Linked DNA regions of Homo sapiens: all the other regions are linked to region 1. The links are chromatin loops, found by intact Hi-C in ENCODE. Cell type or tissue: heart right ventricle. All regions are shown on one strand. Links, peaks and the distances in the headings refer to the core of each region. The heading gives the core; the rest is flanking DNA.

Region 1 (10,427 bases), core at 991-8,990:
TAAATGACTTTCCACCTACCCAAGAGACTATATAACCCACGCTGAATACACACTTCGGCAAAATAAGGGGTGAACCAAGAAAGTCAAAGACACAGGCTCACGATCTGGGCTCCATCCAAGACGAGAGGCTTTGGTGTAGGAGCTCAGCCAGGCCAGGGATGGGAGGTGACCAACCCCAACAGACTGCTGTGTACTGCCCACTGAGCCTTTGAGAAAAATAGGGATAGGCTTTTGACAAGGCTGATGGAGCATTTGGAAAAAATAAGAATAAATTCATTAAAAAGTAAGCCAGGGCTGGGAGCAGTGGCTCACGCCTATAATCCCAGTACTTTGGGAGGCTCAGGCAGGTGGATCACTTGAGGTCAGGAGTTCAAGACCAGCCTGGCCAACATGGTGAAATCCTGTCTCTACAAAAATACAAAAAATACAAACATTAGCTGGGCATGGTGGCAGGCGCCTAAAATCCCAGCTACTCAGGAGGCTGAGGCAAGAGAATTGCTTGAGCCTGGGGGGCAGAGTTTTCAGTAAGCTGAGATCATGCCACTGCACTCCAGCCTGGGCGATAGAGTAAGACTGTCTCCAAAAAAAAAAAAAGGTAAGCCAGTAAAAGCCCAGACAACATCAGCCCATAAAGCCAAACCTGGCAAAAGAGTAGAAGTGTAATCATGACCAACCTATTGGTTCTGCAGTGGACAATGTTATGCAGTGACAACAGCAAAAATGCACAGTGGCCACTGGGGAGCCTAGAGAGTATAAGAAATAACAGCAGAATGAGGTTTAATTACCTTGCTCATACTCTGTAGGCTATAAAACAGTACAATTAGGATATGGACATGAGTATCAGGAGAAATATCTAAGACTGAAATGTGGTTGCCTCTAAGGAGAGAGATGGGGAGATGAAGGCAACAGAGCGGGGTAGTTGATGTCAACATACACTTTTTTTAAACTTTCTGACTTCCTTTGTTTTTGAAACAGGGTCTCCCTCTTGTTGGCTGGGGTGCAGTGGCGTTGATCACGGCTCACTGCATCCTCAACCTCCTGGGCTCAAGTGATCCTCCCACCTCAGCCCCCAAGCAGCTGGGACTACAGGTGTGCACCACCCTGCCTGGCTACTTTTAAACTTTTTTGTACAGATGCAGCTTCCCTATGTTACCCAGGCTGGTCTCAAACTCCTGGGCTCAAGTGATCCTTCTACCGGGGCCTCCCAGAGGGCTGGGATTACAGGTGTGAGCCACCACATCGGCCTGAATGTTTTCATTTTTAAGCCATGTGAGTATGTTATTTGACGAAACAAAAACTGATGTAAATCCAATGGGTCAACGAGCAGCGCACCTGCTGGCTCTGCACATACAACCCAGCAGTGCTCCTGGGGAGGTGTGAAGTTCATTATGGAGCTAGTCATCCCCACACACAAAATTAAAACAGAGTACAGAATACCATAGTAAACACTGAATTTCACGGATGCAGCGCCCCACATGCACAGCAGTGTGGCTTTCAGGTAGCACCACCCTCTGTGGGTGACGGGGATGCGTCATGGGGAGGCCCTCTGGAGGGACAGCCCTGGGCTGCTGCAGGTGGAGGGTGGCTGTGGGGAGGAGGAACCTGTAAACGAGCTTCGTGCCTTCACTGTCCCATTGTGGGGGGCGCAGCTGCCTCAGGACACTGTCTCCTTCAGGCCCATGGTGGCACCACAGGCCACCATTAACGGGGCTCCTGACAAGAGTCGAAATGCACGTCACGTTAACTGCACACCTATACTTGCAGCCACACATCTACACTCGCACTCTTGCTGCTCGGTCTCTCTCCCTCCCGCTTTCTCAGGGACCCAGCCTCTACCCACCCCAGCGGTATCCACGGGACCAACACGGTGCCCTGCCCAGGCTGGGGACTCTCCTGGGGTTGGAGCTTGGCTTATCTGGGTGAAAGACACCAGGGCGTGAGATGCTGGTGGCCGCCCCTGGCCCATCCCAACCCCGCAACGCCACTGGAAGATGAACATGTGTCACCGAGTGAAGGGCAGGGAGGCATAGGCGTGGCCTGTGCACCTCAGGCACTGTCCTGAGAGGGGACTCCTGTGGTCGCCAGGTGAGGGGAGCTCTGTTTCTGTCCAGCTTCTTCCTCTGAAAGCAGGGGCTGAGAGGGGTGGGCTGCCCCACCTCTGCTGTGGCCTGTGGTCCTATGAAAAGGCCTTGCTCCTGGGCAGTGGACCACCACGGAAGGGAGGAGTCTGCCAGGTCCTGTAAAAACACTACATGGTATATTTTTTTTCTTCCACCACAACATAAATTACACCCACATTTGCTTTCCAGAGTTCTTTCAGCTCACCCCAGCCTCCTCTGGGTAAGGAATCCTTTGATGCCCTGGACCTGGTGTAGATGGTGGGCAGCTCTCAGGGGCAAAGCCAGGGCAGACATGGTCCTAGGCTGCCATATGTGGCTGGCCAACCATGGCATGGCCTCTGCTCCCAGGCATGGACATGGCCTGGCCCCAGGGTCACAGTGATGGGTAGGACTGGGGAGCAAAGGGCTGGCGAGCACAGAACTGGGGAGAAAGACAACCGCCCTAACTCTCCCCAGAGCTGGGGAGCACAGAACTAGGAAACACAGGGGTGGGTAGCACAGAACTGAGGAGAGCACAGAACTGGAGAGCACAGAACTGGGGAGCACAGGGGTGGAGAAGCACAGAACTGGGGAGCACAAGGCCGGGGAGCACAGGGCTGGGGAACACAGGGTCAGGGAGCACAGAGCTGGGCTTCAGGCCCTGACCAAGGGTGGCAGCAGAAGACACTTGCCAGCCAGGGCACCTTGGCTGTCAGCTGCTGCTGGAGAGGCCCTGCCCACTGACCTGCAGTGTTTGATCAAATGACATGAGTGCTGCCCTTTAGTGACTGGTGGGCACTTGATAAATGTTACCAAAACGTACACTAACATGGGCAGGGCTGGGGTCAGCTCCCTGGCAAGAGTGCTGATGCCCAGAATCCAGTGTCCAATTTCCCTGCAGCACAGTTGTGTGCACACTCACAGCATCAGCTGGGACAGCAAAGATAAGGAGTCAGCGAACAGCCATGCTCCTGCTGCCAGGGTCAACAGAGAGAGGCCAAGGTCACATGCCAGGGTTCACAGCAGCGGGATCTTCCTGACCCATGCAAAGACAACCCTGGATAAACAGAGGTTGGCAATGCTGACTCCACAGCCACGGAGAACCAGCAACCTGGCCCATACCTCGCTGTGAGGCCGCAGGGCCCCTGAGCGGCCAAGGCAGGCAGCTCAGGTCTGGGCAAGTCCCAGCTCCTGCCACTTGTGGCCTCGCGGTCTATAGGGTGAACTAAACACCTGCTACTAAGGGGGCGATGACTGAAAAGGCCAGGCGCTCCATACGGAGACTGCTGCTTACTCACTACACGCTGTAATACTGCCACCAAGGACACCAGAACTACCGTCCCATGTATGTACAGGTGCCCAGAATCCCAGTTTCATGCTGCTCAAACCCTATTTCCAGAGGCGCCTAGCTGCAAATCGGCCTTCCCCTCCCTCCCTACTTGGAAATACAACCAATGCAAATGACAGAACACTGAGGGGAGAAAGCCGCCCTAACTCTCCCCAGGGAGCCCACAGCGTGTGAGCCGCCCACCCAAAGCCCTCTGTTTAGACTCCCCAAAGCCTCTGTGTGAGGGCAGAGGCAAGGACACCCCTTCTCTATCATCCTTCCACAGACCCACGGGGCGGAGGAAAGAAACGGAGCTTTCCCTGAACTCTCAGGACCAAGACATTCATCCAGCACTGCCACTGCACACCCCTGCGGGTTCCCGGGGGCTCCCAGGCCTGCGCAGGCGCCTCAGTGCAGCCTCACAACAAGCAGCTCACTGTAATAATACACACTGTTTACCTGCGCAGTTCAGAGGCCTCTTCAGTTTCTTCTTCATGCAAACTGAATTATTAATACTCCTTGGTATTCCACATCTGCATAAAATGTTTGCATGTCAAAATCACCAGAAAATCTGGCCAGCATTCAGCAGCTGGCTACAAAATTGAGGGCAATATTCCAGATAAAAAGCAACAGTTTCTCTTAGTTTCATTTTTGGAAACTGGAATGAGTAGGCTCTCAATAATCCTAATGCTATAAAGCTTAATTTAAGATACAAACATAAACTTTGCCACCAAGTGAAAGAAAATCCTGTTTTCATCCAGAGGGGAAAAGCCTGTCCCCAAACAAACTGGATGCTGCCCCAGAGACATATGACGTTGTCATCGCTCTGCAGGACAGTGCAGCCCTCTGGAGGCCGGAGGAGAAGGTGTTGGTTTGCATTTAATTTAGTTAATTTATGCACAGTGACGAGGGAATTTAAGCTATGCCCCCCAGAATCCACCGGGCATTAAGGGCAGAGAAGAGATTCATGACCACTCGGAGGCAGCCTAGGTGTGCCAATCACCTAGGGACCCAGAGTGTCCGTAACGGGAAGCCATTCCCAACAAGGATCTCTGTAAATCCTGCTCGCCCAGAAAGAACAGGGCTGAGGCAGCCCTTTGAGGGTGTTCCTTTTTAATCTGGAAAGATGTTATAACCCCAATAAAACACTGAAGCCAGTGCCTACCTTCCAGCTGAACAGACCTCAGTGCTACTTCCAATGGCCTTGCCAGCAGGAATCAACCTTCACACTCCGGCAGTTCTGAGCTATTAGGATTAACTTCCGCTTTAAGTGTTTTCATGGTTTTCGCTTATTTTTCAAAATTTTTGCTATTTATTTATTTTGCAGGCACAGACCCAAAATATCTCAACAATCAAGTTTGAAAAGCTATCCCTTTTTTTTTTTATCAAATAAGGTTTAAGAAGCTTTTTTATTGTTTCAGTCCCAAAAATCTAAAAATAAGCTTATACCTCATTTAAGTGTTAATACTTACTTTCCCTACAAAGTAGATTTTTAGACTAAAAACTACAAAGATACCAAATGTTAAAACTGTCCTAGAACACCTTTCTGTGGTCTCCTAAAAAAAGACACCTCGGTACCTATCAACGCCAGACTCTGCTTACAAAGTCTCTGGTTTTAATGTGGGTTCTGCCACTTTCTAGCTCTGTGGTCTTGGACACATTACTTCACCTCCCTGAACCTCAGTTTCGTGATCTGAACAACCTGATTAGGACATTCTGAGCATTAAAAGAGCTAATGCTAAGCATGCTAACATGTTAGGTACTGAGACCCGTGCCTGATGGCAAGTACTGAATAAATGTTACCATGCCCCATTATACAGGCAAATGTGTCTGGGACTGTACACATCTCTAACCATCTACAAGCTGGGTGGGCATTTATAGCTTCCAAGATAAATAATCATATACAGCTAATCCTGTAAGTTCCTATTGTATGTCAATGTATGTAAAGACTTTTATATCCACACATACTTATATTCATGCTAGGACTATAGCTATAGATGCAAAATTTATATGTGTATCTATATAATTACAAAATATCCATACAATTAGTTATAGACATGAGATTATCCACATACACTTCTATGTATATAAAATGAGCTCTTTCTATATATATCATTACAAAAATAGGAAACTTTATTCTCAACATCAGTATCAACTTCTAACATAAATCTACTGTAAAGAAAGCAATAGTTCCTCTTTTTTACTGGAAATAGCCAATAACAGAAATAGAAGAAATGAGAGAACTAGAAGAGCACATTTGCAGCTACCACTGTAATAGCTGTAATAAGACAAGAATCATCCGTGTATGATCAAAAACAATGGGAGGAGTGACACTGTGCACACCAGCAGGGCAGGAAGCTCTAGGGGGTCAGACGTTCCCACAGAAACTACTGAGCAACTGCAATCAACTATTTCAAAACTCTGGAATCATTTCAGATCCTTATGGGCCTGCTACCATCCCTGTTCCTCAGCCCTTGTTCCTGCTGCCCTAGAGCTGGATGACAGCAGCCTGCACTCCTGGGGTGTCTGGCTGGTGCCAGAGTGGGCAGTGGGGACCCTGTCCTCCAAAGCATGGGCTCAGGGTTTTGGTTGGTCTAGTGGTTCCTTTAGGGAATGAAGCAGACTTTGCCTTGCATTCAGCCTTCCTGGGCTACAGAAGCTTCCCTCAAAAGCATCTATCAGAATATATAAAGGGATGGGAATACCTTTTGGGAAGGGAGAAACTTTGTCAGGTCACTGGCTGACTGTGAAGAACAGAAACTTCAGTCACTGCACACAGGAAAGATTACACAATTTGAAGAATGAAGAAAAATGAACAGAGTCTAAAGGTCAAGTGTACAATCATACACATCAGAGGAGACCAAGAAGAAGAATGGGGCAGAAAAAACATTCACAGAAAAAATGGCCAAAAACTTCTCAAATCTGATGAAAGACATGCATATTTGGATCCAAAAGGTAAGAAACCCAAAAAGAATATTCTTAAAGAGATCCACACTGAGACTCATTATAGCCATATGGTCAAACCTTAAAGGCAAATAGAGAATTCTGAAAGCAGCCAACCAGCAGCCCTCGAAGATGCTCTATGGAGTAGCCATTCTTTTGTTTCTTCACTTCTCTAATAAACTTGCTTTCACTAAAAAAAAAAAAAAAAAAAAAAAAAAAAAAAAAAAAAAAAAAAAAAAAAAAGCCTGGGCGTGGTGGCTCATGCCTATAATCCCAGCACTTTGGGAGGCTGAGGCGGGCGGATCATTTGAGGTCATGAGTTCGAGACCAACCTGGTCAACATGGTGAAACCCCCCCTCTCTACTAAAAACACAAAAATTAGCCAGGGGTAGTGGAAGGCACTACTCGCCTGTAATCCCAGCTACTTGGGAGGCCAAGGCACGAGAATTGCTTGAACCTGGGAGGTGGAGGCTGCAGTGAGCCAAGATCGCACCACTGCACTCCAGCCTGGGCAACAGAGCAAGACTCCGTCTTCAAAAAAAAAAAAAAGAAAGAAAAGAAAAAGAAATATGGCTTATGGTTTATTAATACGAAAGAAAAAAGTAAAATTATCTGTTTGTAGATGATACAATCTGTGTAGAAAATCCTAAAGATTACACAGACACACACACCCCCCTCCCAAATACCCACCCACCTGTTAGAAACAATAAGTGAATTCAGCAAAATTGCAGGATACAAAATCAGCACTTAAAAATCAGTTGCAGCCGGGTGTGGTGACTCATGCCTGTAATCCCAGCACTTTGGGAGGCTAAGGCACACAGACAGCTTGAGCTCTGGAGGTCCAGACTAGCCTGGGCAACATTGGCAAAACCCCATTTCCACAAAATATACAAAACTTAGCCGGGCTTGGTGCTTTGTGCCTGTAGTCCCAGCTACTCAGGAGACTGAGGTAGGAGTGAGGCAGGAGAATAGGCTCTGGAGGAGGGAACCTATGGCTGTTTCATGCCCAACTAAATTGAAAGGAAAATCCTAACTTTCGACGCCTAAGTAACAAAAGGACCAGAGGCTACTCAGGCTACTCCCTTTGCAAACTCCCAACCTTTTCTGCGTGGTAGATGGGAAATTGGCTGTCCGCAACCAATCAGACTGATTGTGGGTGGAGTCCTCCTTTGCAACTTTGTAACTTTACCTTAGCCTCTGATTGGCTGCAAAATGCAACCAATTAGATGTTGCACAAGAGTGTAACATTTGTAACTCCACTTCAGCCTCTGATTGATGTTGAAAGCAACCAACTGCAGGCCACCACGTCGTTTCCATGAGGTGAGCATGAAGTGGCCAATGGCAAACCTCTAGCCGGAGGTTTCTGGACAGGAGAAGATTCTACATGCAGGCCCTTGAGGCGCTGCCTCCCAAAGTGCTGGGATTACAGGCGTGAGCCACCGCGCCTGGCCTAATTTTTATATATAATGTAAGGTAAGAGTCCATCTTCATTCTTTCCATTACCACAGTGTTTTGATTACTCTGTGGCCTTGTAGTGAGCTTCAAAACTAGAATTTTGAGTGCTCCAACTTGGTTCTTCTTTTTCAAAGGTGTAAGAGAAACCTTGTCCAGCAGTGGTGACAAACCCACACTCACCTAGCCTCACTCACACATATTCTCACTTCTGTTCACTGCCCACAATTTGACGCGTGGAATCTGGACGGGAAAACAGTGACGATGAGTGGCCCCAGGCAACTCCTGGCTCTGGCCTCACCAGCATCCACATAATAGGATAAAAGAGGTGCACAGGACTGATGGGCCCACAGAACCATCTATCTTTAGACCAAAGACAATGAAGGAAGGGATCTTTCATTAGTTCTACTCTGCATCTCCTATTTCTCAACTTGTAGTAAAAGTAATGAATTACTTTCAAGGAATGAGCAGGATGCAGACAGATTAAAGAACACATTTGCACGTGACCTGACTGTGACCTGACTATGCTGAAAGGCCGCTATGGCATAAAATATTTGAGGTGCTTAGGAGAACAGGAAGTGGAATCTTTGGAAACTTCAGAGGCCATGTTCAGTCCCAGGGGCCAAGTCTTTGTTTCAGATGCACGGGTCCTTGTGAGAAGTCTGGCTGTTCTGAGTCCCACAACACTGGAGTCTGTATTTTTCACATTACGATTCCTAAACTCAACTCCCTCCTTTTCTACCCAAAAGCTAACAGCATTGGCATGAAAAAAGCAGCCACAAAAAGGTTTTTCCTCTGGCAGGAACCAAGCTGGGTGCAGGGAAAAGACATTTGCTAAAACAGACTTCTGGTTTCTGAGCACCCCAAACAACTTTTACTTGGTCTAATCATTGCTGGTCAATCTCCCTTGACAGGATGAATGTTTAAATAAACAAATCTGTCTTCAAGCTGCATTTGTTAAAACAGCAGATGGAGATTTAACTGAGCTGAGGAGGAACAGAGCTCTTTATCTCCGTAAGTATGACAAGTGAGATGAGGGACTGAGGCAGAAGTCTCAACCCTCAGGGCCTATTAAGCAGCTTTAGGGAGCATCCAGGAAAACCTGGGATAGCTCCATCTGTGGCTGTTTTCCTGAAGAGGTTTTCTGGAGGTTTAGTATTTACACATTCCTTTAAAGTGCAGAAGGCATGTAGGAAGAGGGTCAGGTAGGCAGTAAGGGAATGGTTCTATTCCCATGGGCCTTGAGCTGGTGCCCAGTAAATCTACATTTTACGTAAGATAAGGTGAACATTTGAAGAGGAGTAGGGACTAAAGGAGGAGTCAGTTCCACAGACATCTCCGGGTAGGTGGAGAAGGGAGTTTGTCTTTCCTCTGCATTTGGGAAAATAAGCTTGTAATCAACATTATCAGTGTGGCGTTTCAGGAGCCAGACTTAGACTGTAGACCTAAAGTCTCCCCTTTTCATACATTGGCATGTCCTCATGTATGGGAGGTGTAAACCAAAAATAAAATTCTGAGCCCCCCCCCATTATCTGAATGGTGCCCTCCTCTCAGCCAAGGGCATTCCAAAGTTATCCTGAAGAACTAGTTCAGGCATGACAGGATGGGGGGTTGGACTGCCCCATTATGCCCTCCTCCCTTTAGAATAATTCAGGCACAACTGACCAGCATTAACATTAAAACAGATCTCAAGACTGACAAGACAGACTCCTGTAGCAATAAGATACCAGCTTGACTCTAGCACAGCATCATAAGACAGATAGCAAGCCCTGGAAGTACTTTACTACAAACTATATTTCTTTGCCATATCTTGAAGTACTCCTGCAAAGTTGTCTCTTGTGGGGAAAATCTACATTCTGAAGAGAATCTCCTTCCTTTTCCAGGCCTTCTTCCTGATCCAGGAGAGAATCAGCTCTGATAAGACACATTTACAATGGATTCTCTCTGAAGCCTGCTATCTGGAGGCTCCCTAAGTATAATGAGAACCCTGGTCTCCACAACCCCTTTTCTTTCTTTGTTGTTTTGTTTTTATTTTTTTTTTTGAGACAGAGTCTCGCTCTGTTGCCCAGGATGGAGTGCAGTGTACTAATGTATGACTTTGCCTGTGACTTCTGCTTCCCTAAAATGCATAAGACAGAGTCGTGCCCTAACTGCCTCAGGACCACTTATCAAGGCTTCCTGGGTTTGTGTTTTCCCCAGGCCACGGTCAATCATACTGGCTCCGCATAAACCTCCTTAAGATATTTTACAGTTTGGGTTTTCCATTAACACCTTCACAGCATACACTTGAGTTTTTAAGGTTGAGCAGGTCCAGCAGGTTTCCCCCAGGTGGATTCTGACTGAACAGTTTATGAGTGATTTCTCCATACCTGTTATTCAATCCAAGCTTTCGTGGGTAAGTGCTTTCTTACCTGCCTGTGCCCCTCAATCAGAGCATAATGTTATAGAACATCAGAGTTAGAAGGTACTCAGAACCAAGAAAAATTTAACCCAAAAAAGATCTAGAATAAAATGCAGCTTTTGCTTCACCCTTAAAAGAGTGGGAAATTTGACTATATAAAAGTCACAATTTCTAAATAGGAAAGAATAAAATCAGAAGATAAATG
Region 2 (10,427 bases), core at 934-8,933, 44 kb after region 1:
ACTCCACCTAAAAAAAAAAAAAAAATGTAATGATTGCCCCTTATGAGATACAAAGTAACAATCAATGCACAAAAATTGGTATATCCTAGAGGTTCTCAAACTTGATTGCTTCAGAGGTACCTAGAGAGCTCTCCTGTTTCAGAAACTAACAAATGACTTCGACTCCAGGGAGACTATACAGCAGTCTTGAGGGAAACGGGTCACCTCGCTTGGAGGATGATGGAAGGCTCCATTATCTTTCTGAAGTCCAAGGAAAGACAATCGGGTTCAGAAAGGGAAGTACAACCAGGCAGCGCCAGATGCATGCTTGAACCTAGGTCAAAAAAGGATGAAAATACAAGCCATGCTCTAAAAGACTCCTCTGTCCCAGAAAATTGTCTGTCCATTCACAAACAACAATAATCAGAATCCAGGAGGCTCAAAGTTGCCCCAAGGTGGGAGAAGGAAAGCCTGCCTCCAAATAGCTCCAGGTAGAGTATGACCCAAACTTTTGGCCTCAGCTTGTGAGTAACCAAATGTCTTGGCCTTGGGCCTGAATTCCTAATCTGCACTTGAAGCCAAGGACTAAGCTAAACTCAAACCTAGATTCCAGTTACAGCCACCGCGGCTTAACTACTTACACAATAACCAAGGAATGGAACAGCAAAGTGGCCACAGCGCTGGAAATGCCTTCCAGGGCAGAGGACGCTATTACCTGCAGCTAGGAAGCCATGCCAGTTCAGGTGTGAGGCCAAGACACTGCTCCTGTTTTTGCTTCCTGCTTCCAAATCTGTCTTGTGCCAGGAAAGAGGAAAGCTATCTAGTAGCTACCTGCTCATGGCAAGATCCAAAAGTAGGCTGGGTGCAGTGGCTCACGCCCGCAATCCCATCATCGCTTTGGGAAGCCAAGGCAGGTGGATCATTTGAGGTCAGGAGTTTGAGACCAGCCTGGCCAACATGGCGAAACTCTGTCTCTACTAAAAATACAAAAATTAGCTGAGCGTGGTCAGGCACATATAATCCCAGCTACTCAGGAAGCTGAGACAAGAGAATCGCTTGAACCCGGGAGGCAGAGATTGCAGTGAGCCAAGATTGTGCCACTGCACTCCAACCTGGGTGACAGAGCGAGACTCCTTCTCAGTTTAAAAAAAAAAAAAATCCAAAGGTAAATGTCCACCATAGAAAGAATGTGCTCACAGAGCCCCGCTCACATGCTCTAAGTCTCAAATGCCACATGTGCCATCTTCTAAAAAACTTAAAAAGAGTCATTAGTGGTTTAAATGATGACAGATTGAATTGATCTGTATTGGCAAATAAAAGTGGGATATGTGTGTTTATGTAAAGTTCAGGTGCAATAAAAATTAGCGGATAACTCTTTTTTGTAGAATGAGAAAATAGCAAGCCTTCTCCAAGGAACTTGAACTCACTGTAAAAGGGGAAGCTACAGACACTGTTGGAACTTTGCCATTCTTGTTATTCTATTTTCCATCACCAAATGTTCAAAGGATACCCAAACATTAAAAGACTTACAACATGCTCTTAGCAAATGACCATATCAATTCACCCACCTTAGAGCAGTCCTATAAATCACAACATATGGGATAAGTATGAGTTAGCGAAAAAGTTTCCATTGAAGTTAATATAAACTGCTCAATTAAATTTTGCTCAAGTCCGGCCAGGCGTGGTGGCTCACGCCTGTAATCCCAGCACCTTGGGAGGCCGAGCGGGGTGGATCACGAGGTCAGGAGATGGAGACCATCCTGGCCAACATGGTGAAACCCCGTCTCTACTAAAATAAAAAAATTAGCTGGGCATGGTGGTGTACTCCTATAATCCCAGCTACTCAGGAGGCTGAGGCAGGGGAATCACTTGAACCTGGGAGGTGGAGGTAGCAGTGAGCCGAGATCGCGCCACTGCACTCCAGCCTGGCGACAGAGCGAGACTCCATATCAAAAACAAACAAACAAACAAACAAAAAACAAAACTTTTTGCTTAAGTCCTAACTATTCCTCTATAAAGTGCTTTCTTTCCAATTTGATGGAGTTAAATGTTATCTGAGGTCAGGTGTGGTGGCTCATACCTGTAATCCCAGCATTTTGGGAGGCTGAGGCAGGTGGATCACTTCAGCCCAGGAGTTGGAGACCACCCTGGGCAAGACTCCCGGCTCTACATTAAAAAGAAAAAATCTGAAGTCCAAGTTCCTTGGAGAAGGCTTGCTATTTTCTCATTCTACAAAAAAGAGTTATCCTCTAATTTTTATTGCACCTGAACTTTACATAAACACACATCCCACTTTTATTTGCCAATACAGATCAATTCAATCTGTCATCATTTAAACCACTAATGGATGATGTATAAGTCAAACAAAAGGGACAAGCATGAAAGTAGACTGCTTCTCTAACACCTGAACATTTTCCTTTTAATATACAAGCATTCTTGCACACAGTTCATAAAACTGCTAGGCTGCTGATTCAGTGTTCTGTTTAACAGATGAGTTTTAACTACTTAAAAAAAAAACAAACTCTGCTTTCTACAACTATCTGATCTTCGACAAACCTGACAAAAACAAGCAATGGGGAAAGGATTTCCTATTTAATAAATTGTGCTGGGAAAACTGGCTAGCCATATGCAGTAAACAGAAACTGGACTCCTTCCTTACACCTTATGCAAAAATTAACTCAAGATGGATTAAAGACTTAAATGTAAAACCCAAAACCATAAAAAACCTAAAAGAAAACCTAGGCAATACTATTCAGGACATAGGCATGGGCAAAGTCTTCATGACTAAACACCAAAAGCAATGGCAACAAAAGCCAAAACTGACAAATGGGATCTAACCTAAGAGCTTCTCCACAGCAAAAGAAACTCTTCAGAGTGAACAGGCAACCTACAGAACGGGGTAAAATTTTTGCAATCTACCCTTCTGACAAAGGTCTAATATCCAGAATATAGAAGGAACTTAAACAAATTTACAAGAAAAAAACAACCCCATCAAAAAGTGGCCAAAGGAAATGAACAGACACTTCTCAAAAGAAGACATTTATGCAGCCAACAACATATATTAAAAAAAAAGCTCATCATCACTGGTCATTAGAGAAATGCAAATCAAAACCACAATGAGATACCATCTCACATCAGTTAGAATGGTAATTATTAAAAAGCAAGGAAACAACAGATGCTGGAGAGGCTGTGGAGGAATAGGAACGCTTTTACACTGTTGGTGGGAGTGTAAATTAGTTCAACCATTGTGGAAGACAGTGTGGCGATTCCTCAAGGATCTAGAACCAGAAATAACATTTGACCCGGTGATCCCATTACTGGGTATATACCCAAAGGACTATAAATCATTCTACTATAAAGACACATAAACGTGTATGTTTATTGCAGCACTATTTACAATAGCAAAGACTTGGAACCAACCCAAATGCCCATCACGGATAGACTGAATAAAGAAAATGTGGTACAGATACACCATGGAATACTACGTAGCCATAAAAAAGAATGAGTTCATGTCCTTTGCAGGGACATGCATAAAGTGGGAAGCCATCATTCTCAGCAAACTAACACAAGAACAGAAAACCAAACACCGCATGTTCTCACTCATAAGTGGGAGTTGACAATGAGAACACATGGACACAGGGAGGGGAACATCACACACCTCACACATCGGGACCTGTCGGGGCGGGTGGGGGGCAAGAGGAGGGAGAGCATTAGGACAAATACCTAATGTATGTGGGGCTTAAAATCTAGATGACGGGTTGATAGGTGCAGCAAACCATCATGGCACATGTATACCCATGTAACAAACCAGAACGTTCTGCACATGTATCCCAGAACTTAAAGTAAAATAAAATTAAAAAACAAAAACAAAACAAAACAAAAACTTGGCCGGGTGCAGTGGCTCACGCCTGTAATCCCAGAACTTTGGGAGGCCGAGGCAGCTGGATCACCTGAAGGTCAGAAGTTCGAGACCAGCCTGGCCAACATGGTGAAACCCCCATCTCCACTAAAAACACAAAAAATTAGCTGGGCGTGTAATCCCAGCTACTCGGGAGGCTGAGGCAGGAGAATCGCTTGAATCCGGGAGGCAGAGGTTGCAGTGAGCCGAGATGGCGCCATTGCACTCCAGCCTGGGCAACAAGAGTGAAACTTCGTTTCAAAAACAGCAACAACAACAAGAACAACAACAAGAAGAACAAAAACTCTGCTTTTAAAAGTATTTTAAGTCCAGTGTGAAAAACCTAGAAGTCACAGCAAAGGCCGCTAAGAAACTTACCATTACTCATGACCCCTCTTACTACTGACCTTGAAAATCACTTGCCCTTCTCCAAGGCCCCGCCAGCTTCATGGGTCTCTTCCTGAACCTCCTCCCTAGTTCCAGGGCTTGGCCTAAGTCTCACAGAGCAGAAAGAAACGTGGCCACCCTTCCTCACGTGAGTCCTGTGCAAACATACAGCCCCACACAGAGCTCCTAACAATGGGGCATCAGTACCCAGGCACGATCGATGATTATGAACCCAACGCGATCAGAGACTCCCACATGGTGTGTGTGACTGCGCGCACAGGCGGGAGGAAAGGGGCGAATCTGCAAAACGAGTACAACAGATAAAATTCGCAACAGACTTCTACACCCTTTCAATCAACCGTCCCAAGCGCCACGAACGCGGGTCCCGCTCCGTGGGGGGCCGCAGCCACACTGGCAGGAGGGAATCCTGGGCCTCGACCAGACGCCGGCGGCGTCAGGAGAAACGGCCCGCGCTGGGCAGGCGGCGGGCACCGCGTAGCTCATTACCACGGGGGGCCCCGGCCAAGGCCGCCCGCCTCAGGCCGAGCCTTGGGGCTGTGCTGGACCCGGGCCCTCGTTCGCACGGCGCCCGCGCCGCCGCCGTCGGGAAACCGGGTTTTCAAGCGTTCGGCCCAGCGGGCGCTGTATTTTAGGGCGTGACCCCCGCCCCGCCCTCGAGGGCGACCGGAAGAGCAGGCACCACAGCAGATGCGCCGAGTCTGCGCCCCGCACCGCGAGGAGCACCCGAGGCCGCGCTCCCGGAGCCGGGTCTGGTGACTAAGGCGCGGGTCGCGACGCAGGGGCGGCCCCGGACTCTCGACCCCACCAGCCGCCTGAATGTCCCGCCGGACGCCCGGGCCGGCTCACCTGGGAGGCGCCTCCGCCGTCCGCCCGCGCGGGGCCAGGAGCGCGGCACCACCCCCGTACCGCCGGCCGCTCTTTGTGTCTGGAGGCCGCGACGCAACACTCCTCCCGGCCTCGAGGCACCGCCCCCTCGGTGTCCCGGCGCAGTGGGCGAACAGGGGGCGGGGCGAGCGAACGGGAGAGGGGGCGGGTCGGGTCCGGGATTGCGGGGCGGGGTGGGGGCAAGGCGGCCTCCGCAAATCTCAGGGCGGCTCTGGCCAGTTTGGAGCCTGGGGTGACCCTTGGAGCTGACCTCGCTGGTCCCTGTCGGAGCCCTGCGCGCTGCGGAGCTTGGCGGTTCGCAGCTCTCGGGGTAGCATCTTCTGGAAACAAGCCCGGAGGCCGGCCAGGCAGGGGTAATACCCCAAACCCACCACTGAGGAAACCGCGACTTAAAACCTAGGTCGTCACGTTTCCACCGCATATTAAATCAATACGGGTTGAGCATCCCTAATCCAAACATCTGAAATCCGAAATGCTTCAAAATCTGAAAGTTTTTGAGCGCTGACCTGATGCTCAAAGGAAATGCACATTGGAGCACTTCTTTTTTCTTCTTTTAACTTTCTTTTCTTTTGAGAAAGGCTGTCACTTCTGCTGCCCAGCCTGGGATGCAGTGGCGCGGTCATGGCTCACTACAGCCTCGACTTTCCCGGCTATGGCGATCCTCCCGCCTCAGCGTCCCAACCCCCAGTAGCTGGGACTGCAGGCATCTGCCACCATGTCCGCTAATTTTTGTATTTTTAGCACAGAGTCTCACTGTGTTGCCCAGGCTGGTCTCGAACTCCTAGGCTCAAGGGATGGATCCACCGCCTCGGCCTCCCAAAGTGCTGGGATTACAGGCGTGAGCCACCGCGCCCGGCCTGTATTTTTTTAAGAGAGGAGGCTTCACCATGTTGCCCAGGCTGGTCTGGAATTTCTGGCCTCAAGTGATCCTCCCACCTTGGCCTCCCATAGTGCTGGGATTACTGGCATGAGCCACCGCACCTGGCCTCATTGGAGCATTTCTAATTTTGGATTTTCAGATTAGGGGTGTTCAATTGGTATAATGCAAATATTCCAAAATCTGAAATCCTAAATGCTTCTGGTGCCAAGCATCTCGGTTAAGGGATATTCAACCTGTATATATTTATCGAACACCTACTAGGGCCAGGCATTGTCCTAGGGGCTGCCAACAGCGGTGCAAAAAATCCCTGGCCCTTATAGAGTTTACACAGAAAACAATTTAAAAACGTAAATACCCGGCCGGGCATAGTGGCTCATGCCTGTCATCCCAGCACTTTGGGGGGCTGAGGCAGGCGGATCACCTGAGGTCGGGAGTTCAAGACCAGCCTGACCAACATGGAGAAACCCCGTCTCTACTAAAAATACAAAATTAGCCGGGCGTGATGGCATATGCCTGTAATCCCAGCTACTCAGGAGGCTGAGACAGGAGAATCGCTTGAATCTGGGAGGCGGAGGTTGTGGTTATCAAGCCACTGCACTCCAGCTTGGGCGACAGAGTGAGACTCCATTTCAAAAAAAGAAAAAAAAAAGTAAATACAGCCAGGCACGGTGACTCATGCCTGTAATCCCAGTAGTTTGGGAGGCCACTGTGGGCAGATTGCCTGAGGACAGGAGTTCGAGACCAGCGTGGCCAACATGGTGAAACCCAGTGTCTACTGAAACACAAAAAAATTAGCCAGTTGTGGTTAACGCGCGCCTGTAGTCCCAGCTACTCGTGAGGCTGAGGCACAAGAATTGCATGAACCCAGGAGTCGGAGGTTGCAGTGAGCTGAGATCTTGCCACTAGACTCCAGCTTGGGCGACAGAGCAAGACTCTGTCTCCAAAAAATAAAAATAAAAACATAAATATACAAAAATGTCAGAGAGTTATATCAGAATTACAAAATGAGCTACAGTACACTGTAGCATGAGAAAGGTGCATATACTTTGTAGGAACTCCACTTTAGAGGATGTGAGGATCAGAGGCAAAATGGGGTGAGAAGGAAGCAGGATGAAAGACAGGCTATGGGGGAACGGAGTTTCCAAGGGCGAGTGAAATTTCCAAGTGCCTGCAAGTGCTAAACCCCATGCAGAGCAAAAGGCAAACACAGGGAGTGGTTCAGAGACGCTCATAGTGTGTTCTAGGCTGGGAGGTTTCTCTGACCTGCTGAATGTGCCCAGATACCTTTTGCTATGCCCATGACCTGTCCCAACCAGTGTGGGGCACAATGGCAGGACACACCGTGCAAAGGTGGTCCCTGTGGGATGCGCAGCCAAGACCCCGATGACTCCAGTTTATAACCCTGGATTCCCAGGGGTGCTCAGAGCCATGGGGGCTGCCATTGTGAAGAATGTCTTCTCTTCAGTGCTCCTGATGCTCTGCACGGGCTCCCACTCACTGGCTGGAGAATGAATTTGGAGTCAGAAGATGTGAATCATGCCACTTACTAGCTGTTTGACTGTGGATCACCCAGTCATGTAACATCTGTGATCTCAGTTTCATTTGCAAAATAGAAATGTAAAAATTACCCATTGCACAGGAGTGTACTGAATTTATTTGTTATTTTATTTCTTGAGACAGGATCTCAGTCTGTTACCCAGGCTGGAGTGTGGTGGTGTGATCACAGCTCACTGCAGCCTTGATCTCCTGGGCTCAAGTGATCCTCCCACCTCAGCCTCCCAAATAGCTGCATTACAGATGCACCCCCACACCTGGCTAACTTACTAATTTTTTGTAGAGATGGGGTCTATGTTGCCCAGGCTGGTCTTGAACTCCTGGGCTAAAATGATCCTCCCACTTTGGCCCCCCAAAGTACTGAGATTGCAGGCATGAGGCACCGTGCCCAGTTGAGCATACCGAATTTAAATGAGTTAATGTAGTGGTTCTTCATCAGAGAGAAGTGGGAAGACTAGGAGTTCTCCACTTTGACTACTTAAAAATTAAAAACACCAGTGCCTGCATCCTACCTCCAGACATTCCAATTTTATTGTCGTGTAGAGAAAACTCTCCACTCTCACACCGCACAACAGTCAACACAGAAGACCTATGACTAAATGTGTGTGGGGTTTTCTCCACACACTGAGCAGCAGACACCAGCTGGGCATCCTCTAATTCAGTTCTGTCACTACCTGGAGAGAGTGTCAGATCCCACAAGTTGAGGACTCAGTCCCCAAGACTCCTCACATACATCAGTTGCAAGGCCGGGCCTCTGCAGAACTTCTGACAGATCAGCTTCAAGTTGGGGTTCCCATGACCCCCTGACCCCCTGTTTGGTTTCGATTAATTTGCTACCTGTGAGTGGCTCACAGAACTCAGAGAAACGCTTATGTTCACTGGTTTATTTTTATTTATTTATTTTTGAGACGGAGTGTTGCTCTGTCGCCCAGGCTAGAGTGCAGTGGTGCGATCCCAGCTCACTGCAACCTCCGCCTACCAGGTTCAAGTGATTGTCATGCCTCAGCCTCCCAAGAAGCTGGCACTACAGGCATGCGCCACCACACCTGGCTAGATTTTTATATTTTTAGTAGAGACAGGGTTTCGTCCTGTTGGCCAAGCTGGTCTCGAACTCCTGACCGCAGGTGATCTGCCTGCTTTGGCCTCCCAAAGTGCTGGGATTACAGGCGTGAGCCACCATGCCTGGCCCACTGGTTTATTATAATGGATATTGTAAAGGACACAGGTGAAGAGACACATAGGGCAAGGTTTGGAGGAAGGGGCAGAGCTTCCATACCTCCCTGGGCACCACCCTCCAGGAACCTCCACTGTTCACCTACCCAGAAGTTCACTGAACCCTGTCCTCTTGGGGTTTTATGAAAGCTTCATGATATCAGCATTCCTTCTCCCAGGGAATAGGGTGAGACCCTCTCATGGGAGAGTCTTAAGACCTGCAATCGACGGCAGGGCGCGGTGGCTCACTCCTGTAATCCCAGCACTTTGGGAGGCCGAGGTGGGCGGATCACAAGGTCAGGAGATCGAGACCATCCTGGCCAACATGATGAAACACCATATTTACTAAAAATACAAAAATTAGCTGGGCGTGGTGGCACACACTTATAGTCCCAGCTACTTGGGAAGCTGAGGCAGGAGAACCGCTTGAACCCGGGATGCGAAGAAGTTACAGTGAGCCAAGGTCGCACCACTGCACTCCAGCCTGGGCAACAGAATGAGACTCCATCTAAAAATAAAATAAAAAAAAAAAAGACCCACAATCAGAAAGCCAGGAGGAGGTCAGGGGCCTGCCCATGAGGCCCAACACAACAATATAACAAAGGACTGTAGCAAGGGCTATGGGAGTCATGTGCCAGTAACTGTGGATGAAAACCAATGGATATCCTGACACCACAATTGTTCAGGAAAGAACCTTTGAGTCAATCTTGACTCTCTCTCTCATACCTTACAGCGACGTCATCACATCCTGATCGCTCTTCTTTTTAAAAACATTTTCTTGGCCAGGCGCAGGAGAGGCCGAGGTGGGTGGGTCACCTGAGGTCAGGAGTTCATGACCAGCCTGACTAACTTGGTGAAACCCCATCTGTACTAAATACAAAAGAAAAACAGCCGGGCATGGTGGCGCGTGCCTGTAATCCGAGCTACTTGGGAGGCTGAGACAGGAGAATTGCTTGTACCTGGGAGGTGGAGGTTGCAGTGAGCAGAGATCGCGCCATTGCACTCCAGCCTGGGCAACAAGAGCGAAAATCTGTCTCACAAAAAAAGAAACAACAACAAAAAAAACTTTTTCTTTTGAATTAATGTTATCTTTACAGAAAACTTGGAAACGTAGAAAAGAGAGGTTCCATATTCTTCTCACTCAGGTCCTGTAAATATCAGCATCTTACATATCCCTGTTTTTTTTTTTTAAAGTTTAAAAAACTTTATTAAGTATAATGTACACAAGAAAAGTATACATATCATAAGTGTACAGTTTGATAAATTTTCACACACTGATGTAACTAGCATAGGAACATTACCAGTGCCCCTGAAACCCTTCTTCCCTCCCATTCCAATATTACTGCCCCAAAGGGATTATCTTTTCATTTTAATGGAATATTTATATATATTTCTTTCAATGCCTAGAGTTAATCATTATCTATATTAATCTTCAAAACTGGACAAAGGGCAGAATGTTTTTAATTCTCTATCTCTTCTTCATCTCCCATAAAATATTATCTGAGAATTCAATTCTCTATTGTTACTACTTTTAAAACATTAAGAACAGCTTATTTAGATTAACCACTTTCCTGGCTCACCTGCTTCCTATATCTCCTGTCTTTTTGTAGG
Region 3 (10,186 bases), core at 2,187-10,186, 71 kb before region 1:
TGTAATACCAGTGCTTTGGGAGGCCGAAGTGGAAGGATCACCTGAGGTCAGGAGTTTGAGACCAGCCTGGCCAACATGGCGAAACCCCATCTCCACTAAAAATACAAAAATTAGCCGGGCTTGGTGGCACATGCCTGTAGTCCCAGCTACTTGGGAGGCTGAGGCAGGAGAATCGATTGAACCCGGGAGGCAGAGGTTGCAGTGAGCTGATATTGCACCACTGCACTCCAGCCAGAGTGACAGAACAAGACTCCATCTCAAAACAAACAAACAAACAAACAAACAAACACACAACAAACTCTTCATTTGGAAATAATTTCAGACTTGAACAGTTGCAAGACTAGAACATCACCAGGGAAACCAACCTGCCTTCCATCCCAGCTCCTAGCCGACAACACTCCCCCAATCTGCTTTGCCCCCTACACACACAGGCGCACACATGATGTCTTCCCTTCTCCACAGCCGCCTGCCTCCCGGGGACAGCAGCTCTCACGCGGCTGCTGTGCAGCTACTGCTTCAGGACAGTGGCCTTGATGTCCCCACACTTCATTTTGTCAACGAGCCTGGCAGCATCCTTCCCGGCACAGGATCAGCTGGGCCCTGTCCAGCTGTTTCAGCCTCCTCAAATGTGGAATGTCTCCTCAGCTTCTGTGTCTCATGACTTTGACATTTTTTGACAAATACAGTTCCACCCCCTCCCATTTGGGGTTTGTCTGGTGCTTCCTTGTGACTCGAGTGACAAGTTCCTGGGCAGACACTGTGCAGGGAGCTGCATCAGGAGGCAGAGATGCTATCTGTTCCTGGTGGCGTTCACGCTGGCCACCTCTTAATTTTGAACTTGCATTCATCTGGCTTTCACTGCAGAAGCCAACATGAGATGTCAGCAGCTGTCTCCTGGGTGTGTGTTAAAACAAATGACATCTGTGTCAAAATATGTTCACTCTGCATCTGCTCCAGCCTTTAGGCCTAATTTCCAGTTTACAAGGCAGACAAGTGACATACGACCAGAGTAGCCTACACTCTCAGAAAACAACTGGACAGATCCAGAATGTGGGATGGCCCACGGGACCACTACTGGGGCTCTTCCAAAAGCCAGTGTCATGGGGAAAAACAGGTCTTCTAGATCAAAACACCAAAGGGACCATGCAGGGGATGTGTTGTCCAAAGAAGCCTCCAGAAGCCTCTTCCATCCCACATCCTCTTCTGAAATGTGACCTGAACACTTGCCCATCAGAGAAGCCTCCCCCGCGGCTCCAGGGACTCAGTGGGAATAACGTAGAGTGTGACTTCCGAGGAGGGCTTGGGAGCCATGCGCCTCCCACCAGCTGCCCTGGAACACTAGCTCCCTGACACCCCCCACGACACTCCTTCCAGGTCCAGCCCCATGAGGAGAGGCCCCAGACAGACACAAGCAGAAGGGGTCCCCGACGACTCCAACCCTGGCCATTAGGTCACCCCAACTGTCCAGCCTTCCCAGCCGAGACCCCACATCACAGAGCAGGGACGGCCGTCAACGCTGTGTTTGTCTGAATGCCTGACCCACAGGTGCCATGAATGCACTCAAGTGGCTGGTTTATGCCAGCAAGTTGATCTGATAGCTAAACATGGCTGAACAGAGTCATAGTTACACACAATGTGGCACCCCCAGCTGCACCCTACTGCCAGCAACCTTGTTGTGCAGGACACTTTTTAATAACTGAAAAAATGAGAATATGGTCTGAATACTGATATGAGGTAACTACTGCTAAGTTTCTTAAGTGTGACAGCACTCCTTCAGTGTGGCGAGGCGGGAGATGCACTTCCTTTTAAGAGATGCCTGTTGAAATATTGAGAAGTGGAGTATCATGACATCTGGAACTTATTTTCTATTATTATTATTATTATGAGAGACAGGGTCTCACTCTGTCAGGCTGGAGTGCAGTGGTACGATCTCTACTCACTGTAGCCTCAACCTCCCAGGCTCAAGCCATCCTCCCACCTCAACCTCCTGAGTAGCTGGGACTATAGGCACATGGCAGCATACTCAGCTGATTTTTCTTTTTTTTGTAGAGATGGGGTTTTGTCATGTTGCCCAGGCTGGTCTTGAACTCCTGGGCTCAAGTGATCCGCCCACCTTGGCCTCCCAAAATGCAGGGATTATAGGTATGAGGCACTGCACCCGGCCTGTAACTTGTCTTCAAATGGTTCAGAACACACACATACACATGCACACGTGAAATATATAGATATGAACAGAACTAAAGTGCAGGTGGCAATGCGGATAACAGTTGCATTAATGTTGTGGATGTATGTGGATGATCACTCTATATTGTTTCAACTTTCCTGTGTTTAAAGTTTTTCATGGTAAAATTTTTGGGGTAAGCCGGGTACAGTGGCTCACACCTATAATCCCAGCAATTTGGGAGGCCAAGGCCAGCGGATAGCTTGAGGTCAGGAGTTCGAGACCGGCCTGGCCAACATGGTGAAACCCTGTCTCTACTAATAATATAAAAATTAGCCACGCATGGTGGTACACACCTGCAATCCCAGCTACCCTGGAGGCTGAGGCAGAAGAATTGCTTGAACCTGGGAGGTGGAGGTTGCAGTGAGCCAAGATCGCACCACTGCACTCCAGCCTGGGTGACAGAGTGATAATGTGTCTCAAAAAAAACCCCCAAAATTTGGGGAGTGTCCAGGCAGTGTTTGACACCTATAATCCCAGCATTTTGGGAGGCCAAAGCTGGAGGATTGCTTGAGGCCAGGAGTTTGAGAGCAGCCTTGGCAACATAGTGAGACCCTGTCTCTACTAAAAACACAAAAGATGGGCTGAGCATGCTGGCGTGCGGCTCCCCAGGCAGGTCATCTCCACAAGCAGCTGGGCCTCGGGCCAGTGCAGAGCCTCAGGCACTCACAACACAGACAGTGCCTGCCTGCCAGCGTCTATGAGAAGCTGCTCACAGTTTCTAGATCAAAACACCAAAGGGACCCTGCAGGGGATGCCTGTGGTCCCAACTACTGCGTGCCACATGATTCTGAACATCCTTGGGACCACCGGCAGATTTGACTGGGGCAGGGGTCTTCACAGCCGTGTTTAGTGTCTGACTTTGATGGGGCCTGGGGGCCAGTCAGCAACTCACTGTCAAGTCTTTTAGAAGAATATTCTCTACTTCCTTTTGTAAGTTTAAAATGATTTCAAAATAATGAAAAAAAGGAATGGTGGCATGAGCTCCATGCCAGGCGTCGATACGTCACCTGTCTGTTGAGCACCTCCATCTCAGAGCAGGCCTTTTCCTTGTCTTTCTTTAAAACCTCAATTTCCTTCCTGTTGAAGAAGCACAATTAACAGTGATACCACTTGTGACCAACCAGTGCCTTCTTTCCTGGTCAGCACCCAGGGTAAGAGCAGCATGGGGGTTTGTAGCCACAGCAGAGACGCCCACACCTGCCCCTGGCATTCTCCAGCCCCTCTCAGTCCCTGCTGTTGCCACTACTAATGAAGACGACGATCCCGTCTTCCATGGTTTATCCCAAACCACGAAGACTTTAGGAATGTGAAACTGTCGGATTACTAGAGAGCCTCTAGTAATCTACACTGCCAGCACTGTAAGAACGCACACCCTGCATGACATTCCTCAATCAAATACATGAATATTTCTTTTGTAAAACACATAACACTTCACACTCAGCAGAGTGAATAGAGACCGAAACAGCCTGCATCTCCGGAGGTATGCCATCAGCAGGGTCCTCACAGACTCAAGAAAACCAGAGAAAAAATGGTTTCTAAAGGAAAACTAGCTTTGAGATTTCGGAAGTGCTGTCATGGAAGGGCAATCCCTGGGTACCTGCTTGGGACTCGCTACTTTAATCACCATGGCAATTCCATCATTTCAGAATTACTGTCTATGAGAACTAAGCTCACCTTGAGATGCATAATTGGGAAAAAAAAAGGCCAAACAATTGTCCTTGGATATGGCTACAGTAGTGACAGCAGAAAGCCACCCTCCCCAGAACACACATTCTCCCTTCCTCAGTCCCAGCCCTTCCCCAGCTTGCACTGAGGGGACACTCCTGCTCTGTCCCCTGACTCTCGCTGATGGATGCCCCCTGCTCTGTCCCCGCCAACTCTCACTGACAGGCACCCCCCTGCTCAGTCCCTTGACTCTCACTGATGGGTGGCCCCCCGTCTGGTCCCCCAACTCTCACTGGTGGCCTCCCTGTCCCCACTGACTCTCACTGGTGGCCTCCCTGCTCTGTCCCCCGACTCTCACTGGTGGGTGCCCCCCTGTCCTGTCCCCTGACTCTCACTGGTGGGCACCCCCCTGCCCTGTCCCCCGACTGTCACTGGGGGGCACCCCCCTGCCCTGTCCCCCGACTCTCACTGGTTGGCACTGCCCTGCCCTGTCCCCCGACTCTCACTGGTGCGCACCCCCCTGCCCTGTCCCCTGTCACTGGTCTGTGCCCCTCTGTCCTGTCCCCTGACTCTCACTGGTGGGCGCCCCCCTGCCCTGTCCCCCAATTCTCACTGGTGGGTGCCCCTCTGCCCTGTCCCCTGTCACTGGTGGGCGCCTCTCTGCCCTGTCCCCTGACTGTCACTGGTAGGCGCCCCCCTGCCCTGTCCCCCGACTCTCACTGGTGGGCGCCCGCTTGCCCTGTCCCCCTGACTCTCACTGGTGGGCACCCCCCTACCCTGTCCCAACTCTCACTGGTGGGCGCCCCACCGCCCTGTCCCCCGACTCTCACTGGTGGGTGCCCCACTGTCCTGTCCCTTGACTCTCACTGGTGGGTGCCCCACTGTCCTGTCCCTTGACTCTCACTGGTGGGTGCCCCACTGCCCTGTCCCCTGACTCTCACTGGTGAGTCCCCCCTTGCCCTGTCTCCCGACTCTCACTGGTGGGTGCCCCACTGCCCTGTCCCCCAACTCTCACTGGTGGGTGCCCCACTGCCCTGTCCCCTGACTCTCACTGGTGGGTGCCCCACTGCCCTGTCCCCTGACTCTCACTGGTGGGTGCCCCACTGCCCTGTCCCTCGACTCTCACTGGTGAGTGTCCCCTTGCCCTGTCCCCCGACTCTCACTGGTGGGCGCCCGCCTGCCCTGTCCCCCTGACTCTCATTGGTGGGCACCCCCCTACCCTGTCCCAACTCTCACTGGTGGGCGCCCCACTGCCCTGTCCCCCGACTCTCACTGGTGAGTACCCCCTTGCCCTGTCCCCCGACTTTCACTGGTGGCCGCCCTGCCCTGCCCCCCTGACTCTCACTGGTGGCCCCCTGCCCTGTCTTGACTCTCATTGGTGGGCGGCCCACTGCCCTGTCCCCTGACTCTCACTGGTGCCCCCACCCCCATCCTCTCTTGCCTCAGTGCTCAGGTTCCTGACCCTCCCCACGCCCATCCCCTCCCCCAGCTCTTGTTCACTGAAACTGATAAACCAGCAATGACCCTCTGAGGAAGGCAGAGCTGAAGCTGTTATCAGGAGAGGATCCTAGGAGCACCTCTGACCCCTACAGACACTGTTGTGGCCTCCCCCAACCCCTAAGTGCGACGTGCATCATCTCTGTGGGGTGAACGGCGCCTGTGCTAGGGCTCTGCTCGCAGTCCCGACCATGCTGTGGGCACTCTGCCTCACTTCCCACACCAAGGAGCTGGGGCGTTCAGGTGCCGCCCACACGAGGAAGGAGGCCAGAGCCTCCCACATCTGCCGAGTCGTTCAGAAGTTAACAAGGCTCATGGTTTAGGGTTTTCTGGAATGCAGGGCTAATCTGAGAACACTTCCCACTGTCTATATGGAGACTGCATAAGGTCACTCTACGGAGGGCAAAACGCACCCCCAGAAGGTCTGGGTAGGGGCGTGGCCCTTACCTCTGTGCATCGTGAGTACTTTCTGCAGCTTCAAGCTCTTGCCGAACCCTTCCCAGATCGTTTTTCAACAAAGTGTTTTCTTCAGAAAGTCTATGGAACTCCAGTCTGCGTAAAAATTGAGAAAAGACCGGTGAGCACTTGGGGAGCCACATGTGGTCACGGAGGCTGGCTCTGCAGCGGGGAGTCCTGAGAACTGTGCGTCCCCATCTCCCCGTCCCTGGAGGTGGCGCCAGACACCATTCCTTTCCCTCTTCCTGCACCAGGTGTTAACGTCTTACATCTCCCATGAGCCAAGCCACAGAAAACGGAACTTTCTTAGCTTCTACACTGCCACGCCATCAAGTCACAAATGCACTCAGAACCTTGGGTTTTGCTTATGCTGAGTTTATAGCTGAACTGCTCCTGCATCTATGGCCTCTCACCAAACGTGTGTCCTGGTTGCCAGTGCTGGGCGTGAGTCCTCAGGTACTGCAGGGTACTCATGCCCTGGCAGTGAACTCAGTGTGGAGCTAAGAAACACAGGAATCAGAAGGCCAAGATATATGGGAAACCTCTGCTAGGTGAATCTCAAAGTGGGAAAAGGCAGGGATAGACAGCCACTATGTGAACCAAGTCTGCCTGGGCCGTCTTTGTTCTCTGACAACTCAGGGAGTCCCTGCTTGGGTAATGCCATTGATTTGATAGATGAAGATGGCAATTTACCAATGAAGATCACTAATGGGAGCCAGGAGTGGCGGCATGCATCTGTAATCCCAGCTACTGGGGAGGCTGAGGCAGGAAGACTGCTTGAGCCCAGGAGTTTGAGACCCTCCTGGGCAACATAGTGAGACCTTGTCTGTGAAAAAACAAAAAAGATCACCAGTGAAGTAGCTTAAGACCCATACTTGCTACCCAGAGAATGCATTCTTAATACTGACTGGTAAGGCTAACGTGTATTCCCCAAATAGGTCTCCATATGGTACTAGCTTCTTATTTTTTCAGTCTGAAAATACTGAAAGCCACATGATCTCACCATGTTCACTTCATGTATTTTTTTGTTTTTTCTTTGAGATGGGGTCTCATTCTGTCACCCAGGCTGGAGTACTGTGGCACGATCATGGCTCACTGCAGCCTTGAACTCCCAGGCCCAGGAGCTGGGACTACAGTAGGCATGCGCCACCACGCCTGGATAATTTTTGTTGTGGTGGAGATGGGGTCTCGATAGGTTGCCCAGGCTGGTCTCGAATTCCTGGTGATCCTCTCACCTAGGCCTCCCAAAGTGCTGGGATCACAGATGTGAGCCACCACGCCCAGCCCGCTTTATGTATTATACTTATAATAGTAAACATAAGTATCTTCTTCATATGCCTTCATTTTATCTCATGAGGAACTAAAGACAAAAATAAATAGTCACTGGAATTAAAGGCAGCAAAGGGTTTCAAGCAGGAGAGTTCTGTGTTTTTAAACTATCACTCTGGCTCTAGAATGGAGAACAAGTTGATGCAAGGCCGAAAGCTGAGGGGTGCCCTACCCCATCCCCCACATGACCACCAAACAACTAGATCCTGCGCAAAGCTGATCGCAACCTCTGTGACTGTCCTCATGGAAAGAAAAGAAAACCTGCAAGAATCTCCAAACAAAACAAAATCCTGGAAGCTGAAACCAACGCGTGAGCACTATGCAACACAAAGCTGGGGGGACCTTGCAACCAATGCCTATGTGTCAGCACTGCTATTAGCAGAATGGAGAAGCTGCACTGTGGACACCTGCACCAGACAGGGCCCTGGAAGGAGGTTCAGACAGTCCCAGATTAGCACCTTCTCACTTCTCTGCAAAAGCAATAGCATCCCATATAAGGCTCTTTATATTCCCAGAGATTAACATCAAGCAAATATGAGCTCACAATCAAAGATCACCATAACATACATGGAGCAAAGCCACCCATAAATGACAGCAGAAGCCAGAAGCCAGAATTCAATCCTCTAGAAACTGCAGGTATTGGACTTATTAGACACAAACTAAAAATAAGTGTTATGAAATGTTTACATAAATAAAAGACAGCAACAAACAATGAACAAGCAACAAGAAACTATTGACAATGATCAGACAGGACCAAACAGAATTTTTAGAAATGAACAAAAAGTCAATGTCAAAATAAAAACTCATGGGATGGTTTAAATAGCAGATTACACAGAGCTGAAAGAAAGAGATACTGACCTGGAACACATAGGTATGTAAAAAATACCCCAAATGTGATACAGACAGAAGATGGAAAATATAAAAGAGAGGTTGAGACATAAAGTGAAATGCTCTAACAGTCACATATCTAATTGAAGAAAATAGTGGGAGGAGAGGATATATATATATATATATATATATATATATATATATATATATACTTTTTTTTTGTTTTTGAGACGGAGTTTTGCTCTTGTTGCCCTGGCTGGAGTGCAATGGCGCGATCTTGGCTCACTGCAACCTCCGGAGAGGCAATATTTTAATAGTAATGGCTGAGAGATTTTCATGAGACACCAATGCAATCCATACATTCAACAGGGAAAATATTTCTTTTTTTTTTTTTTTTCCCTTTTGCTCTGCCGCCCAGGCTGGAGTGCAGTGGTGCAATCTCAGCTCACTGCAGCCTCAACCTCCCAGGCTCAAGTGATCCTCCCATCTAGCCTCCCAAATAGCTGGGACCAAAGGTGCGTGCCACCATGTGTGACTAATTTTTCTTAAGTTTTTGTAGAAAACAGTCTCCTTATGTTGCCCAGACTGATCTTGAACTCCTGGGCTCCCAGAGTCCTGGGATTATAGGTGTGAGCCACTGTGCCTGGCTGGGACAATGTTTTCTAAGTAGGATGAACAAAAAGAAAACTATGCCTATACCCACAACATAACAATCCCATTTCTAGGTACAGCCCAACATAATGCTCCAAAAGACAAATGCAAGAACGTTCAGTGCAGTTCCATTTGTGAGAGCCAAAAACTAGGAACTACCCAAATGCCCATCAACAGGAGAAAAGAATAAACTGTGGTATGTTCACACAACAGAATACCACACAGCAATGCAAATGTATGAACTACAGCAACAACACAGATCAATCGCACAACCAGGTTGAGCCAAGAAAGTCAGACACAGAAGAGTACACACTGCATGATTCCTCTCCATAAAGTACAAAAACAAGCAAACTGAATCTATGCTGTAAGAAGTGGTTACCCCGGGGACTCTGGTGAATTCCATCTCTTGTTCTGGGCGCTGGTAACACAGACGTGTTCAATTTGTTGACAATTCTCCTAATTGTACAAATATATACATTTTCTTATGTGTATCACACTTTAATAAAAAGTTAAAAAGAGGCTGGGCATGGTGGCTCACACCTGTAATTTCAAGGAGGATCCACTTTGGGAGGCTGAGGCAGAAGGATCGCTTGAGGCCAGGAGTTTGAGACCAGCCTGGGCAAAATAGTGAGAGACTATCTCTACAATGAATAAAATAAAATAAAATATAAAATAAAATAATAAAATAAATAAAATAAAATAAAATAAAATAAAATAAAATAAAACAAAGTGGCCAGGCCTGGTGGCTCAGGCCTTATGTAATCCCAGCACTTTGTGAGGATGAGGCAGGCAAATCACTTGAGGCCAGGAGTTCAAGACCAGCCTGGCCAACATGGTGAAACCCCGTCTGTAGTAAAAATACACACATACACACACACACACACACACACACACACACACACACACACACATCAGCTGGGCATGGTGGTGGGCACATGTAATCCCAGCTACTTGGGAGGCTGATGCAGGACAATTGCTTGAACTTGGGAGGCAAAGGTTGCAGTGAGCTGAGGTTGTACCACTGCACTCCAGTCTGGGCAACAGAGTGAGACTCCGTCTCAAAAAAATAAATAAATAAATAAATAAAAAGTTAAAAAGAAAGAAATGCACACAGCAAATAAAAACCACTAAAGATACAGGTCTCAGAAGTAACCAGAGCACAAAAGTCAGATACCTACTGTGGATGGCACAATACTGGCCTCTAACAGAGACTATGTGACATTACACAGCAGGGGGAATGAAGGCTGCTCGTTCTCTGACTGTAGATTATTCTGGATTCTCCAGAGGAACCCAACGTAATCACAAGTGTCCTTAGAGGTAGAAAGTGGAGGCAGAAGAGTCAGTGTTGGAGTAAGGTGACATGAGGAGGACTCGGCCATCCAGGGCTGGCTTCCAGGATGGAAGGACGCCTCAAGTCAAGGCCACTGGAGAAGGTGAGGCAGGGAGCTCCCCTCGGGGCCTCTGGATGGCCCTGCAGCCCTGCCAGCACCTCATTCCTAGCCCAAGGAGACCCTTTCCTCTTCCAACCTCTAAAAC

What was found. A loop is a pair of places that touch in the nucleus more often than their neighbours do. Peaks named below come from ENCODE experiments on the same cell type or tissue, not always from the same donor. Only the 100,000 strongest peaks of a DNase experiment are listed, where the experiment ranks them.
Region 2: it touches region 1 in a loop (2.1-fold over the local background); 8 of 110 quality-filtered maps call a loop at or near these places.
Region 3: a loop joins it to region 1, with 4 times the contacts of the local background. A loop is called at or near these places in 10 of 110 quality-filtered maps.

What each region holds. Positions count from the first base shown.
Region 1 is chr20:25,536,137-25,546,563 of GRCh38, forward strand. The region is part of intron 1 of NINL (ninein like); the gene reads right to left. Among named protein-coding and RNA genes, the nearest start is that of NINL, 44 kb to the right of the region's middle. In heart right ventricle, for the core only: a CTCF peak has its summit at 4,260 (motif pointing left); no DNase peak of the experiment used is centred there; H3K4me3 peaks cover 2,062 bases; H3K27ac peaks cover 1,825 bases.
Region 2 is chr20:25,580,324-25,590,750 of GRCh38, forward strand. It overlaps NINL (ninein like), which reads right to left and starts at 5,208. Exons shown (of 24, transcript NM_025176.6): 1 at 5,132-5,208. RefSeq lists a silencer at 5,143-5,272. In heart right ventricle, for the core only: no CTCF peak of the experiment used is centred there; DNase peaks (open chromatin) are centred at 5,001 and 5,348; H3K4me3 peaks cover 1,580 bases; H3K27ac peaks cover 839 bases; H3K27me3 peaks cover 1,049 bases.
Region 3 is chr20:25,464,158-25,474,343 of GRCh38, forward strand. It overlaps NINL (ninein like), which reads right to left. Exons shown (of 24, transcript NM_025176.6): 18 at 5,834-5,938; 19 at 3,232-3,301. Among named protein-coding and RNA genes, the nearest start is that of GINS1, 62 kb to the left of the region's middle. RefSeq lists an enhancer at 6,157-6,206. In heart right ventricle, for the core only: a CTCF peak has its summit at 6,044 (motif pointing right); no DNase peak of the experiment used is centred there.